Linked DNA regions of Homo sapiens: regions 2, 3 and 4 are each linked to region 1. The links are chromatin contacts, found by Hi-C or POLR2A ChIA-PET in ENCODE. All regions are on one chromosome and are shown on one strand. The core of a region is the stretch at or near the end of the contact, and the rest is flanking DNA. Distances in the headings are between cores, read along the strand shown. Region 1 overlaps SP140L (SP140 nuclear body protein like). Region 2 overlaps SP100 (SP100 nuclear antigen). Region 3 overlaps SP140 (SP140 nuclear body protein). Region 4 holds the start of SP100 (SP100 nuclear antigen).

Region 1 (3,742 bases), core at 720-3,219:
TTTTTACCATTTTTTTGGGTAACATCAGAGGAAAGAGAAATAATAAACAAATAGAATAAGACTTTAGAGTAAGTATATTTATTTTATTTTATTTTTGAGATGGAGTCTCTCTCTGTCCCCCAGGCTGGAGTGCAGTGGCTTGATCTCGGCTCACTGCAACCTCTGCCCCCTGGATTCAAGCAATTCTCCTGCCTCAGCCATCCTAGTAGCTGGAATTACAGGCATGTGCTACCACTCCTGGCTAATTTTTGTACTTTTAGTAGAGACGGGGTTTTGCCATGTTGGCCAGGTTGATCTCAAACTCCTGACCTCGAGTGATCTGCCCACCTCTGCCTCCCAAAGTGCTGGGTTTACAGACATGAGCCACTGTGCCCAGCCTAGAGTAAGTATATTTAGTACCCCCATAACTTATTCAATGATATTGTTTCTATAAAACAACCAACTAGTAAACTTAGAAATGTAAAAATTGAGTTTTCAAATTCAAAATTAAAGGTAGGCAAAATAATAAAACATTTAGGAATGAACAAACAGAATGCAAGACTTGTATGCTGAAAATGACAAAACATTACTAGAGAAATTAACAATCTAAATAAATAGAGATACCCATGTTCATGGATTGGAAGACTCAATATATTTAACCTGGCAATTCTCTCCAAATTGACCTATAAACTCAATGTGATTCCTATCAAAATTCCAAATGGCTTTTCTGAAGAAATTGAGAAGCTAATCCTAAAATTTATATGGAATTGCAAGAACCCAGAATAGCCAAAACAATCTATAAAAAGAAGAAAAAAGTTGGAAGATTTATACTTTCTTATTTCAACACTTATTATAAAGCTACCCATATCAAGACAGTTATTGTACTGGTATAATTCAGTGAAACAGAGATGAGAGTGCAGAAAAAATCCTTGTGGTTTCAGCAATTGATTTTCAACAAAAGTGCCAAGGCAATTAAATGAGGAAAAGATAGTCTTTTCAACAAATACTACAAGTAGAATTGCATAGATACACACAAAAATACAAATGTAGACTCTTACCTCACATCATATACATGAATCAACTAAAAATGGATCATGGATCTAAATGTAAGAGCAGGGCTGGCTTCATGAGCATGCATCCTGTGCAGTCACAAATGACTCTGTGCTTAGTTTAGTGTTCTGCTTTCACTGTTCTGAAATCCTTAATAACTTGTGAGCAAGGATCCCCCATTTTTATTTTTCACTGGGTTCCCCAAATTATGTAGTAATCTTCTAAAAGAGCAAAAATGGCAGGACTTTTGTAAGAAAATAAAGACAAAAATCTTTGTGACTTTAGGTTAAATGAAGAGTTAGCTACAACATCAAAAGCATGATCCTTAAAATAATAAAGTGATAAGCTGAAATTTAACAAAACTGAAATCTTTTGTGTTTCAAGTATACTGTTAAGAAAAAGAAAAGACTAGGCACAGTCTGGGAGAAAATATTAGCCAATTATATTTTCAATAAACTACTTATATTCAGGTATGTAAAGAATTCTGACAGCTCTATAAGAAGATAACCCAATTTAAAAATGGGCAAATGATTTGAACAGATATTTCTCCGAAAGACACATGGAAGATAATAAAGACAAGAAGAGATGCTCAGTATCATTAGTCATTAGAGAAAAGCAAATTCAAACCACAACAAAATACTAATATGCATTCATTGGAATGGCTATAAACACATACAATAACAAGTTTTAGCAAAGATGTGGAAAAACTGGAACCCTTACACATTGCTATGAAATGGTCTTCTGGAAACAGTGTACGATAGATTTTGTGAAAGTTAACTATCACGTTACTGTTACTATAATGTTACTATATTCGCATGCAAGTCTTTGTGTGGATATACGTTTTCATTTCTAGGTAGATGTTTAGCAGTTAAATTCTTGAGTCATACAGTTTCACTTTGACTGTGTTGCTCCTCCCCAAGGCTGGCAAAGTGCCATATCAAGAGGGTTTTCCTGAGCCCAAAGTTTCTCCAGTGGGGAAAAGAGAGCCTGAGGAGGACATCCAGCTTCTGTAGCATTCTGTGCTACATCTTAGGAGGCCCACTTCTGTCTTGTCTCATGGGAAACAAAGAGGAAATCAGTGGGGCTAGACCACCTGTGTTTGACCAGAAATGAAGAAGTGAGGGCAGGGTTCACAGTGGCCAGTGCATGGATCACCATGCTGGTACTGTGTTCCTGCCATCAGCACCCTAGCAGAGAGCTCAGCCAGCAGCTCTGCCCAACTGCAGAGGCAAGCTGGTGACCCTATTTGGCCAGGGAGCATAGTCAGCAATTCTAACTGGCTTGGGTGCCTAGTCAGCAATCCAGGCCAGCTACAGGGTTTAGCTTTCTGTCTTGTTGGACCAGGGAACCCCCAAAGAGATTCTGCCCAGCCTCAAAGCCTAACATACGTCCTTGACCACGCAGGTAATCGAGCCAGCCACTCTGCCTAACTACAGAGTATGGCCTCTAGCCTTGCTAACCAGGAAGCCCAAATAGTAACCCTGCCCAGCCTCAGTGGCCAGCCAGCGACCTGCATGGACAGTAAACAAAGCCAAGGACACCTCCCAACTGAGGGGCACAGCCTGCAGTTCTGCCTAACCAGGGATTCCAGAGAATGATCCCATCTGACAGAGGAGCCCAGCTTGCAGCAAGCTGGGGCATAGCCTGTGGCCCCACCAAACCCAGGTACCTGATAACAATACTGATTGACACTGAAGCACAGCCAGTGGTTCTACTCTGGAAGAGAACCCAGACAGTGACTCAACCCAACTGCAAAACACAGCCTGCAACCCTGATTAATCACAGAGCCTAACCTGTGGTCCCACTGAACAGTAGCTTGAGGTCTTGTTCCATCTCAGAAGCCAGCCAGTAGCCCTGCCCAACCAAAGAGTCCAACCAAAACACTCAACAAACCATACAGGCGAGCCAGTGGCCCCAGCAAACACCAGAGCACAGGCAATAATCCTGCACAACTAGAGATCTCAAAAGCAAACTGTGACTATTCATGGATGCTACCAGCTGACCTGTCCAGATCTCCAGGAAACACTGACTACTAAAGGGCTTTCCATGCCAAAGCAAACCTATAAAGGTTGGAAGAGGTTACTTCTTCCTCAAATGTACAGACACTAATGTGAGGATACAAGGATCATAAAAAATCAGCAAAAAATAAAACCCCTAAAAGAAATTAATAAGCTCTAACAACTGACTCTAAAGAAATGAAGGTCTATGAGCTAACTGACATTCAGAATAATTCTCTTTAAAAAGTTCGGTGAACTACAAGAGAACACAGATGGACAACTCAACAAAATCAGAAAACAATATATAAACAAAATATAATGCCAATAAAAAATAGGAACCATTAAACAAACCCCCAGAAATCCTAGATCTAAAAAATACAATGACTGAACTGAACAATTTAACAGAAAATTCCAACAGCTTACTTAAGCAGAAGAAAGAATCAGTGAACTGAAAGAGAAGTCATTTGAAATTATCTACTTAGAGGAGCAAAAAGAACAAAGAATGAAAATGAGTGAAAAAAAGCCTATTGTGTTTATGGGACACCATCAAGTGAAACAACATACAAATTATGGAAATTACAGAAGAAGAGAGAAAGAAAAATGAGCAGAAAGTCAATTTAAAGAAGTAATGACTAAAAACTTCCCAAATTTGGGGAGAGAAATGGACATTTATGTTCTTGAGGCCCAAAGTTCCCCAAACAGGTTCAACAATACAA
Region 2 (3,742 bases), core at 464-2,963, 130 kb before region 1:
TCAGAATCACAGTGAGATACCATCTCACACTACTCAGAGTGGCTATTATTAAAAAGTCAAGAAAATAACAGATGCTGGTGAGGTTGTGGAGGAAAAGGAATGCTCATACACTGTTGGTGGGAGGGTAAAATTAGTTCAACCATTGTGGAAGACAGTGTGGCAATTCCTCAAAGACTTAAAGACAGAAATGCCATTCTACCCAGCAATCCCACTACCTTTAGGTATATACCCAAAGGAAAATAACTTGTTCTATCAAAAAGATACACGCACTCATATGTTCCTTATAGTGCTATTCACAAAAGCAAAGACACGGAACCAATCTAGTTGCCCATCAACAGTGAATTGGATAAAGAAAATGTGGCACACATATACACCATGAAATACTATGCAGCCATAAAAAGAATGAAATCACACCCTTCGCAGCAACATGGATGGAGCGGAGGCCATTATCCTAAGCAACTTAATGCAAGAACAGAAAACCAAATACTGCATGTTCTTACTTACAAGTGGAAGCTAAACATCGAATACACATAAATGTGAAGATGAGAACAAGAGACACTGGGGACCACTAGATGGGGCAGGGGGAGAGGGTGGCATGGGCTGAAGAACCATCTGTTGGGTACTATGCTTACTGCCTGGGTGATGGGATTTTTGGGACACCAAGCCTCAGCATCACACAATTTACCCATGTAACAAACCTGCAAATGCACCCTTTAATCTATAATAAAAGTTGAAAAAAGAAAATGATGATAATAAACCTTAGCATTAAAAAATAGTTCATTTGTAACATAAAAATTAAGTAAATTCTTATTTGTTCTTACTTCTTTTCCCACTGTGTTTTTCCAAAGTAGAATTGTTTTCAACATCCATGGTATCTAGAAAGTGACAGGTAGTGGTCAGAGAACTGTAATTTATAAGTAAAATTTATAAATCTTATGACAATTCACACTGCATGGAAGGCTTGCGTTTATAACAATATTCTGAGTATAATTTATCTGTCTTCCTTCCAAAGGAAACAGACACTGAATTGATGTCTAAGGTCTTCGTCTAGTTCTCTGAGACTTTGAAACAGCTCTTCATTACTTTTATGCACCAATTTCCTCATTTATGAAACAGGGACAGCAACGGTTATCCTGTTCAGCTTTAAAATTTTTATGAATATTAAATATCTTACTTGCAAGAGTTAATAGGAAATCACTATATAAATCAATAACAGTCCAGAGGATATCTTTCAAAACAATGTATTTTTAGCATAAGAGTAGGTATCTGATTTTTCTTTCCTGACAGGTAGCAGGACTATTTGTCTTTTTAGGCCTTTCCAAAGTTGTGACAAAATGACACTATTACCTGTGAGTGGAAGAACATGTTTTCTTTTTTTTTTTTTCAAGAACAAGGATGGAACTCGCTTTATAAATTCAACACTTTACTATTGATATGCTAATATAGTGAGATACTACTATGTTTACCAGTGTATTTTTTTACCACCTAACCAAGAGAGCCCATTCTGTTAAATATGGCTTTATAATGATCTCTTGCCTCCCTGCAGTTCCCAAAAGGGTCGGGTTAAGCAAATGTAGAGAACAGGATTCTGGCGGCACCAAACCTGTTCTTTGTCACAGTCTGCTCACAGTCAAGTGCAGCAGGAAACCGGGACTATGATTTCAGACTTTTGAAATTCTGAAGCTTGGGGCCTGTGGGCCCACTTCCTGTTGGTGATCCAGAGGCTGTTTCATGCTTTGCTTCAACTCTGATCACTTCCCACATCCCTACCCAGTGTCTGTGATATCCACTGAGCCACTTCCATCCCAAGACCCTAGGGTAGCCTTACCCATCATGTCAGATGCTTGACTACTTTCAGTCCTTGCTTCTTGGCTTCTTGGCACACCTTTTGGAAAACACATGACACAGGAGCACTTCTTATTTTCAGGTTCTTGTGGCTGTGATCCTAAATTGTGATTTGTAAACATTTTTATTTGTGCCCACTCCCCTTCAAAGATTCTCCTTCCCCCCAACATTAGTGACTGCCCACTCCCCACAGCTAAATTAAGGGATGGGCTCTACATCTGAAATCTCTTTTTCTTTTGTGGTTCCTCACTGTATTTTTCCCTTCTGTTCATAAATAACCCTGAGAATTTCATCTTGAAATAAAGGGTCAATTAATAGTTTGTTTCAGTGATGAAGAACACTGGAGGAGCAAAGGCTGGTTTTAGGGAAAAAGATGATGTGCTCAGTTTTGGAGGTGTTAAGTTTGAAGGTCTTGAGTAACATCCAAGTGGTGAAGTCTAAGGCCTTCAGAATCTCCAACAGGAGCCTTCTGACACTTGGATGAATGAGTTTAGAAGACAGGGCTGGCTGGAGATACACATGTAGGAATCATGAGGTTGTGGGTGGTGACTGAAATCACAGGAGTGGATGAAATGCCTGGGTGAGGCCTTTTTTAATCTGGGTGAGTCAGAGGGGCCAGGGGACACCTTATTCTGAAAACTTACTGCTATTGTGAATCATGCCTTGTGCTAAAGTTGCTTTTATCTCATGGTCATTTCAGATCCTACAATTTCTCCATCATTCTCTTCTCTCCCATTTACACTTCCCCCTTCTTGCCTCCATTTTTCTCTCATCTTTTAATTCTTTCTCTACATACTTCTTGTTGTACCTAATTTTTTACACCACTCATCACCCTTTGAATGTATCTCATTCCACCTGTTTTTCTGTTTATATCTTTAGATCTAGTTTTATTATTGAGGTGAACTTCTTTCTACTATCACTTCCTCCTTCTATTCTCTCTTCTAGCTTGTTTCTCTGAATCTTGTCTTGACTTTTTTTTTTTTTTTTTTTTTTTTTGAGACGGAGTCTTGCTCGATCGCCCAGGCTGGAGTGCAGTGGTGCGATCTTGGTTCACTGCAAGACCTGCCTCCAAGGTTCACGCCATTCTCCTGCCTCAGCCTCCTGAGTAGCTGGAGCTACAGCTGCCTGCCACCATGCCTGGCTAATTTTTTTTGTTTTTAGTAGAGATGGGGTTTCACCGTTTTAGCCAGGATGGTCTTGATCTCCTGACCTCGTGATCCGCCCACCTCGGCCTCCCAAAGTGCTGGGATTACAGGCATGAGTCACTGCGCCTGGCCCTTATCTTGATCTTGACTCTTTTTGCAATTTCAATCTTTGTCTTTATCCACATTTTCTTCATCTATATTCATCTTTATCTCACAGGTTATTACTTTCATCACCAAATGCCTGCTGTTAGGACACTGACCACATAGCCATCTCTATTACCTTTGTCTGTTCTTTATGAGCTTTCTACCTTGCAAGGCTGTCAATCAATCAGCAACTTTATTTTCACGTTTCTGGTACAATTTCTGAGAAGTGTGTTGAAAATTATCCCTCCCTCCCCCACAAAATTCCCCTACCTGGAATATTTGAATTCCTTGTCCACTTAGAAAAACTTGAAGCTGACTCTTATATCTTTTCATTTGGTGACTCTAGCCTACCTTTCTCCATTCTTTCTCCTTACTTTATCCACTCAGTGTCTCCTCCCTCCATTCAGGAGCCCAGCTCTTCTTTTTCTTTTCGCTCCCTCAAACCTGTCGCAAGCAGCCCGAGTCTGTGCACAAGTCTTTGTGTGTGTGGTGTGTATGTGTGTGTGCATATGTTTTGGGGGAGAGGTAAGGAAAAGAAAAAAGAACTTTTCCTCCATGCAAGTAGGAAAAAAAAGATAATTAATAATGAACTGAACATCATAATCGGC
Region 3 (3,742 bases), core at 882-3,381, 90 kb after region 1:
TACACTGCTGATGGGAATGTAAACTAGTACAGCTGCTATGGAAAACAGTGTAGAGATTCCTTAAAGAACTAAAAATAGAACTACCATTTGATCCAGCAATCCCACTACTGGGTATCTATCCAGAGGAAAAGAAGTCATTATTCGAAAAAGATACTTGCACATGCATGTTTATAGCAGTACAATTCACAATTGCAAAATTGTGGAACCAACCCAAATGCCCACCAATTAACAAGTGGATAAAGAAACTGTGGTATATATGTATGTATGTGGTATATATATATATATATATATATATGATGGAATACTACGCAGCCATAAAAAGGAATGAATTAACAGCATTTGCAGTGACCTGGATGAGATTGGAGACTATTTTTTTTTTTGAGATGGAGTCTCGTTCTGTCACCCAGGCTGGAGTGCAGTGGTGTGATCTCAGCTCATTACCACCTCCACCTCCCGGGTTCAAGCAATTCTCCTGCCTCAGCCCCTGCTAGTAGCTGGGATTACAGGCACACACTACCATGCCTGACTAATTTTTGTATTTTTTTTTTTTTAGCGGAGGCGGGGTTTTGCCATGTTGGCCAGGTTGGTCTCAAACTCCTGACCTCAGGTGATCCATCCATCTCAGCCTCCCAAAGTGCTGGGACTACAGGCGTGAGCCACCGTGCCCGGCTTGGAGACTATCATCCTAAGTGAAGTAACTCAGGAAAGGAAAACCAAACACTGTATGTTCTCACTGATACGTGGGAGCTAAGCTATGAGGACGCAAAGGTGTAAGAATGATGCAATGGACTTTGGGGACTTGGAGGGAAGAGTGGGAGGGGTGCGAGGGATAGAAGACTACAAATATGGTGCAGCGTATACTGCTCAGGTGATGGGTGCACCAAAATCTCACAAATCACCACTAAAGAACTTACCCATGTAACCAGATACAACCTGTACCCCAATAACTTACGGAAAAATAAAAATAAATAAATAAATAAATAAACAAACAGGCCATGCTCTAGGGGTATCACTTCAAAACGTGACAGACATCAAAGAGCCATTGCTAGTAGCCACATCTCATCCTAGTTGCCTCAAAGCAATTGCAGGTGACTGCATTAGTCCATGGTTCTGGAGATTTTGTACTTGGATCAACTTTAACTCTGTTCCCGTTTAGAAAAAAAAAAAAGTGCAGCTTGCTGCACTCATTTAATTTTACGTAAACACATTCTTTGAGGCTGAAGCAAACATGATTGATTTTCAATGTGAAAATAAAATATATAAACTGTTCTTGGAGTTATTTCTAAACAGAACCATATCAGAATCATCTATTTTAAAAATATATGATTCATCAAATGAATCTTCGGCCAACAATTGTTCAGTAACAATGTTAACAGCACATGTGGGAAAGCCACGTTTTCCAGGATTTGACATTTTCAGTGATCAACAATTACTGTATTTTGTAAATGGAAATACCACTACTAAAACCAGAATGCTATAATTAGAAGAATGTCTTTTGTTTCCAAAGTCAATATATTAGAGTGATGTGAAAATAATAATAAAAGCAAGATATTTCATGGCAAATTTACTTGGGATAAACGCTGCAGCCACAAGGGTGGCTGGTGAGTATTCTTGGAGCAAAAGGGAATAAATAGGATAGTATTGCAAGCAGCACAATTCTGCTGCTAATTAAAAACTTTCAACAGTTGTCTGCCATTCCATTAACGTATTGTAAAACATCATTACTTTTTCTTATGTCATCCTTTGCAAGGATAACACTCTCAATCTAGCAACTCTATAACTCCTACTCAGTGAAGGGGAATCCTAGGATTTTGTTTCCAGGGTCCTCTTCCAGAAAAGACATCTTGGATGGGGAAAATACTTGATGGTGCCTCCTGCAGCTTTAGATGAGAGATTTCCTAAAGGGGAAACTGATAATTGAAAGTTGCTACACTTCTAGGAAAACTCATTATTGTTTGGCCATATGGTCAATAACAACCAGAATCATCCCAATTAATCAACAATAGCTTCTGGCCAGTACACAGGCCTCTGAAAGCCAGCCAACCATTGACTTCCCCATGCTTCTGAAAGTCAGACAGTCAGTAACAGCCACACTCCAGTGACCCTGCTTTCACTAAAGGTCAGCTAACCACTAACAAATCTCACTTTTGAAGGCCGCCAGTCACCGAGATCCACACTTCCACAAACGTTCTCTGTTCAGAGAAACTGACCCACAAGCACAACTATCCCTTAACTGAACAATAAATTCAGCCTTTCGTTTGATATTAAGTGGTGGCCCCTTATTTTTTCTTTTTTTCTTCTGAGATGGAATCTTGCTCTGTCACCAGGCTGGAGTGCAGTGATGTGATCTCAGCTGACTGCAACCTCCACATCCCGGGTTCAAGCAACTCTCTTGTTTCAGCCTCCCGAGTAGCTGGGACTACAGGTGTGCTCGACCACAACCAGCTAATTTTTGTATTTTTAGTAGAGATGGGGTTTTGCCATGTTGGCCCGGCTGGCCTTGAACTCCTGACCTCAAGTGATCCACCTGCCTTGGCCTCCCAAATTGCTGGGATTACAGGGGTGACCCACTGCACCCAGCCTAAGTGATAGCCCCTTCTACTAGTGATATCTTTTTATTACTCTATGACGGCATCTATGGTTCTTTTCGGCTTTCTGGACTTTCTCTTCTTAACATCTCCTCTCCCTTACTGTCTCTTCCTCCTTCAGTGATGTGCTACATATACTTTTCATATTGCCTCTCTGTTTCTCTTTTCTGGCTCTATTTTTCTGGATATCTCCTATCTCGTATCGTAGATTACATTCAAGTATTTTCCAACTCTTGATAATGTTTCCTTATCTCTCCCTAATCTTTCTTTATTTGTTAGATAAAAGTCTCTTTCCATTGAACCCTGGTAGAGTCTCTTGGATTCCTAAAAACCCTTTGGGCATCCACATTGGACTCAGACTATGAGACCCCACCCCAACCCATGCCCACCTCATAGAACTGAAAGCCTGTAAGGAGTCATCCAGGACACTGGTCTCTGCTCTTTCTTTTTTCTTGGGTCTTATCAAACACCCGTGTCACATGCATTTCTGTGTTTCTGGCTCCTTAAAACAGCAATAACAGCACCTTCCCTATCTAAGTCTTGAGGTTTTTGTGAGTAAAATTATAACACCTATCAGAGTACTCTGAAAAACCACTGCATGATCCAATGACATAATGGAAAGTACTGGTCAAAAATACCATTTAGTCTCACAAATAGTTGATCTAAGTTCTGCCAATTAGATGGTAGAATACCATTACACTGAAGGCTTTGTCAAGTTTGTGAAAAAATCATAAAAAAGTATCTACCAGCAGAGGAATGATACCCTTTTTTATTTCCATAGAGGGAGTGAGAATAGAAATTTTTTTTATTATACTTTAAGTTTTAGGGTACATGTGCACAACGTGCAGGTTTGTTACATATGTATACATGTGCTGTGTTGGTGTGCTGCACCCATTAACTCATCATTTACGTTAGGTATATCTCCTAATGCTATCCCTCCCCCCTCCCCCACCCCACAATAGGCCCTGGTGTGTGATATCCCCCTTCTTGTGTCCAAGTGTTCTCATTGTTCAATTCCCACCTATGAGTGAGAACATGCAGTGTTTGGTTTTTTGTCCTTGTGATAGTTTGCTGAGAATGATGGTTTCCAGCTTCATCCATGTCCCTACAAAGGACATGGACTCATCATTTTTTATGGCTGCATAGTATTCCAT
Region 4 (3,742 bases), core at 668-3,167, 68 kb before region 1:
TTAAAAAATTTTCAGAGATATTAGAGGAGGAACTCTTCCTGGAATAGCGGTAGCAGCGAATCTGCCACCTTAACACAGAAATAATTGTAAAAACTAAGAGTGCTCACAGAGGGTGTCAGCATCACCTCGTTTATAACAAGGGTGCATCTATCTTAAAAAAATCTGTATCACAAGAGGCCTATATGTTAAGTTTTAAGCTTTAATAAGATAAAAGTCACCATAGACAAAGGTAATGGACAAGAAAAGTATATTTATACTTACAGAATATTTAGTGAATTCTCCCATATCACGAAAAAAAGGACAAACACCTCAACGGAATCATATTGGCAAAAAACAAACAAGCAATTTATAGAAGAGGGAATTTAAATGGCCAAGAAACATGAAAAGCTGATCAATTTTCCCATCGTAAGGAAAATACAAATTAAAACAAGACATAACTCTTCATTCATCACCTTTGCAAATCGTGGCTGTGTGCAGGAAGATGGTTCATCTCATTTGCTACTGGTGAAATACATTCATTCAGCCTCCTAGAAAGACAATTTGGCAGGACCAAGTAAATAACTGGACCCTTTGCCTCAATAATTACATTTTTAAGGTTTAGAGACAAGATAAATATTTGTTTAGATGTAAAAACCCAAAAAGAAATATATAATCATTGTTATGATAGCTTATTGGTAAATGTGAACAATTTAAAAACAATCTAAATGTCCTTCAATTGGAGAATAAATAATTATCATATATCAATTCTATGGAATAGCATGTATAAAAAGAATGAGGCAGATCTATATGTATTAAGGTTAAAAGATCTCTAAGTTTTCCACTATTAAAATAAGTAAAAATGCAAAATGCAGACTAGCACATGTAATATAATTTATTATAAATCAAGAACATAAATTACGTATTTACAAAAAATGCATTAGATATATAAATGCATAGAAAAATATAAGAAAAGCTGTGCCCAAGACTCTTCACAGGACTGGGAAGAGAAGCTACAAGAATGGCTGAGTGGCAAAGATGACTTTTTCCTTAATATACTTCTCCACTGTTTTAAATTTTATGAACAATAATGTACAGTGTATTTCTTTTGTATTAAAAAATTTAAAAGATTAAGTAATGTTATTTCTCAACTCACTACTAGAGAAAAGTTAGGATTTCCTTCTCTTTTCTGGTCAGAGGTATCCCCCATCTTGGGACAGGAAATTGAGGTAAAAATGAAAATATTTAGCCGTTTGTCACCCTGGGCCTTTTTCTTCCCTTTCCTTCTTTTGATCAAGGTTGATGGAATAAGAACTCAGACCCTGAGCCAGTCATGGGAACAGCCGGCAGAGGCCCCTTGCCAGGACAGGTGAGACCACAGCGTCTGATGTTTAAAAGTAAGCCAGGTGTTTACCCTGGAGTGTTTATTTTCTAAAGCACCTTTTTTGACATGACATATTTGAAGGTAGAGGAAGGCTGAGGGGTGAAAGGGTTCACAGATCATGAGGAAATAGTTAATCCCAGCCACCAACAACTGCTATGTTTAGAGTGTCCCGGTCAGCTGAGCAGTAAATCCAAAACAAGAAAGTCACGTGTGTTATGGCAAGTTGAACTCACACCAACAGCTGTCCTGCTCCTGTTTAAAAAATCTGATTTCCTCATTACTTGTCTTTCATTTCATTATATAACATCGCATACCTATGTTCTTGCAAAGAAGGATTAAAGTGAAGCCTTAGGCACAAACTGAACTAAAGGCATGAAAGCTGCAATATAGCCAGAGATAAAGGTTAAAGGAAGGGAGATAAAGACTCACCTGGTGCTCAGGTCGCCGCCCCCACCTGCCATCTTCCCACCCTAGGCCCTGCGTGGGCCTCAGAGCCTGGCCTCTGAGCCCCTCAGTCGGCCCAGCCTGCGTGCAGTGTGGCTGCCCAGGCCCCAAGCAGGAAGTCGGCCGACAGACTGACTCAGAAAGGGCTCCGCCCAAATGGGGAAAAGAGAAGTGAAAGTATTTAACCTCCTTCTGGGCTACGGACACTGTGTTTCTCCTCCTTTTTCACTCCAAGGGATTCTCAGCTTTTCTGAAATGTGGCAGAGGGTTGGAGGAGAGGCCTGACAAGCAGCAAGACCTGCAGGACCAGGGAAGGAGGGCCCAGGGGACGAGCAGGGCCAGCTCCCGGGTGTCCACTTGTTTGTGCAATACACAGCCAAAAAAAATGTCCTTGAAACAAAATTGTCCTTAGCTGCTCTGCCCTCTAAGAGGGGGCATAGTTTACATGGGAGTTGGGGGGGAAACTCCATGTTTGCCCCTTCCCCTTGCTGACATGGCTTGGGGTGGGAGTTGGAGGGTTGGAGGGAAAGCCAGAAACCTCAAATCTTCTCTCAGGCCCATGGGAGAGCATGGACTGGACTAAGGTAGGTCCTGACATTGGGACCCAGGGCTGGAGAGAACCAAAATGCTCAGCATTATAACCTGGGGAGAGTGTGCTTAGCCTTCCTGGAAATCAGCCAGAAGTAAGAGAGAACTCTCCACACCCCTGGGACCAGAGGCTGGAGCCAGCATGGTAAGAAAGGCAAACATTTTAAGGGGCAAGGGTTTAAGGAATCTTGACTATGGGGCCGCCTTGGAACAGCCAGGGGTGAAGAGACACCTAAGCTTCGGAGAAGTCACTGGAATCTTGAGAGAACAAAAGCTTCTCATTGGAGGAGGATGGAGGTTGGAACCCAGATGATCTAGACATGGAAGGGCAGGGTGGCTCCCGCGGGAGGTTCTATCTCTGCCCAGATTTTCCATTTAGATTCTGATTCATCATTCCTCAGAGAACAAGAAGCGACCGAGAAGACTCGCTTTACATCAGTATAAAGTCATAGGTAAAGAAACAGAAGCAAAGGGCGCATGAGAATGGGGCCACAGGACACAACCAGGGACCAGAACTCCAGGCCGGACCATGGGGCAGAGACAGGGAGGCAGCTGGGAGCCTGGGGGCGCTGGAATCCAGGGCCCAAGGTGAGCAGAGGGTGGAAGCTGGTGAGGATTCAGGGGCCAGAGGGGATGGCACTTCAGAACGGTGTTTTCCAAATGGCATTCTACTGAATCCAACTTCTTCCAGCTGTGAATAAGGATGCTTGTCCAGGTACATTTGAAAATGTGGGGGAAGGGGCTTTCTACCCTCACTCTACTTCTGCTCTTCTTTTCCCCATGAGTGAATGACCAGGCACCAGGACATTGGTGAGGACAGCTTTGCCGGTGGGCGAAGGTCACTGTTTCTATCAGGCACTGCACACCTGTAGGTCTCTCTCTCTTTCTCTCACCTGTAGGTCTCTCTCTCTTTCTCTCATTCTTCCTACCCCCCATGACTCCCCGACTTTATGGGGCTGAAGGGCTGGTAAGCTGAGCCTCTTTTGGGCACAGCTGTCCTTTGATCCCAGTCTCCATGAGGCACATTGGTCCCAAGAAGTCCTGGCATGGACCACACAGTATGCTTTGGTGTGGTTCACGTTCTCCCCTCTCGCTGCCTCTGGGCAGCAGGCAGGCTCAGGCCATTGAGTGGCACTGACATAAACGTGCCAGCTTTTCCCTGGATGTGCTTAGGGGCTACTAAGAGCAGCACCTGGAATTCCAGACCAATGAGCCACAGGCTGGCAGGGAATTCCTTACGGGTTGAACTTCACGGGCAGACATGCCCATGCTGGGGCACCTCCTGGCAGCAGGGAAGGAGATGTTCTCATCAGATGAGGTTGGAGACAGATGAGCATGCACCATGCTCCG

Evidence for each region. Hi-C counts contacts between places; a loop is a spot of excess contacts on that map. ChIA-PET counts read pairs that join two places held with the same protein, here RNA polymerase II (POLR2A). Pooled maps may share reads with other maps.
Region 2: a pooled map shows a loop between it and region 1 (2.9-fold over the local background). The contact joins two enhancer-like sites. A Hi-C loop is called at or near these places in 1 of 168 maps with a recorded cell type or tissue (CD14-positive monocyte) and 5 of 50 pooled maps. POLR2A ChIA-PET finds 5 or more read pairs at or near these places in 1 of 52 experiments (PC-9).
Region 3: a loop to region 1 is called in a map of naive thymus-derived CD4-positive, alpha-beta T cell, with 2.3 times the contacts of the local background. The contact joins two enhancer-like sites. A Hi-C loop is called at or near these places in 1 of 168 maps with a recorded cell type or tissue (naive thymus-derived CD4-positive, alpha-beta T cell) and 8 of 50 pooled maps. POLR2A ChIA-PET finds 5 or more read pairs at or near these places in 1 of 52 experiments (CD4-positive, alpha-beta memory T cell).
Region 4: a pooled map shows a loop between it and region 1 (2.8-fold over the local background). The contact joins the promoter of SP100 here to the enhancer-like site in region 1. A Hi-C loop is called at or near these places in 3 of 168 maps with a recorded cell type or tissue (CD4-positive, alpha-beta T cell, HepG2 and K562), 1 of 37 single-sample maps with no recorded cell type and 11 of 50 pooled maps. POLR2A ChIA-PET finds 5 or more read pairs at or near these places in 5 of 52 experiments (BJ, activated CD4-positive, alpha-beta memory T cell, activated CD8-positive, alpha-beta T cell and 1 more).

Annotation. Positions count from the first base shown.
Region 1 is chr2:230,346,363-230,350,104 of GRCh38, reverse strand. The region is part of intron 2 of SP140L (SP140 nuclear body protein like); the gene reads right to left. Among named protein-coding and RNA genes, the nearest start is that of SP140L, 21 kb to the right of the region's middle. RefSeq lists an enhancer at 1,821-2,160. Within about 2 kb of position 1,969, at least 7 of the 41 ENCODE cell types and tissues checked have a DNase peak (open chromatin) inside an H3K27ac peak, as active enhancers do; they include CD4-positive, alpha-beta T cell, where a contact is called at or near this core.
Region 2 is chr2:230,471,527-230,475,268 of GRCh38, reverse strand. It overlaps SP100 (SP100 nuclear antigen), which reads right to left. Exons shown (of 29, transcript NM_001080391.2): 16 at 1,829-1,945; 17 at 822-875. All of the region lies in intron 3 of LOC101928816 (a long non-coding RNA gene), which reads left to right. Among named protein-coding and RNA genes, the nearest start is that of SP100, 57 kb to the right of the region's middle. Within about 2 kb of position 1,713, at least 7 of the 41 ENCODE cell types and tissues checked have a DNase peak (open chromatin) inside an H3K27ac peak, as active enhancers do.
Region 3 is chr2:230,256,325-230,260,066 of GRCh38, reverse strand. All of the region lies in intron 12 of SP140 (SP140 nuclear body protein), which reads right to left. Among named protein-coding and RNA genes, the nearest start is that of SP140, 32 kb to the right of the region's middle. RefSeq lists an enhancer at 2,207-2,276. Within about 2 kb of position 2,131, at least 2 of the 41 ENCODE cell types and tissues checked have a DNase peak (open chromatin) inside an H3K27ac peak, as active enhancers do.
Region 4 is chr2:230,414,376-230,418,117 of GRCh38, reverse strand. SP100 (SP100 nuclear antigen) reads right to left here and starts at 1,917. Exons shown (of 29, transcript NM_001080391.2): 1 at 1,790-1,917; 2 at 453-527. The coding sequence starts at 1,821. RefSeq lists an enhancer at 1,751-2,270.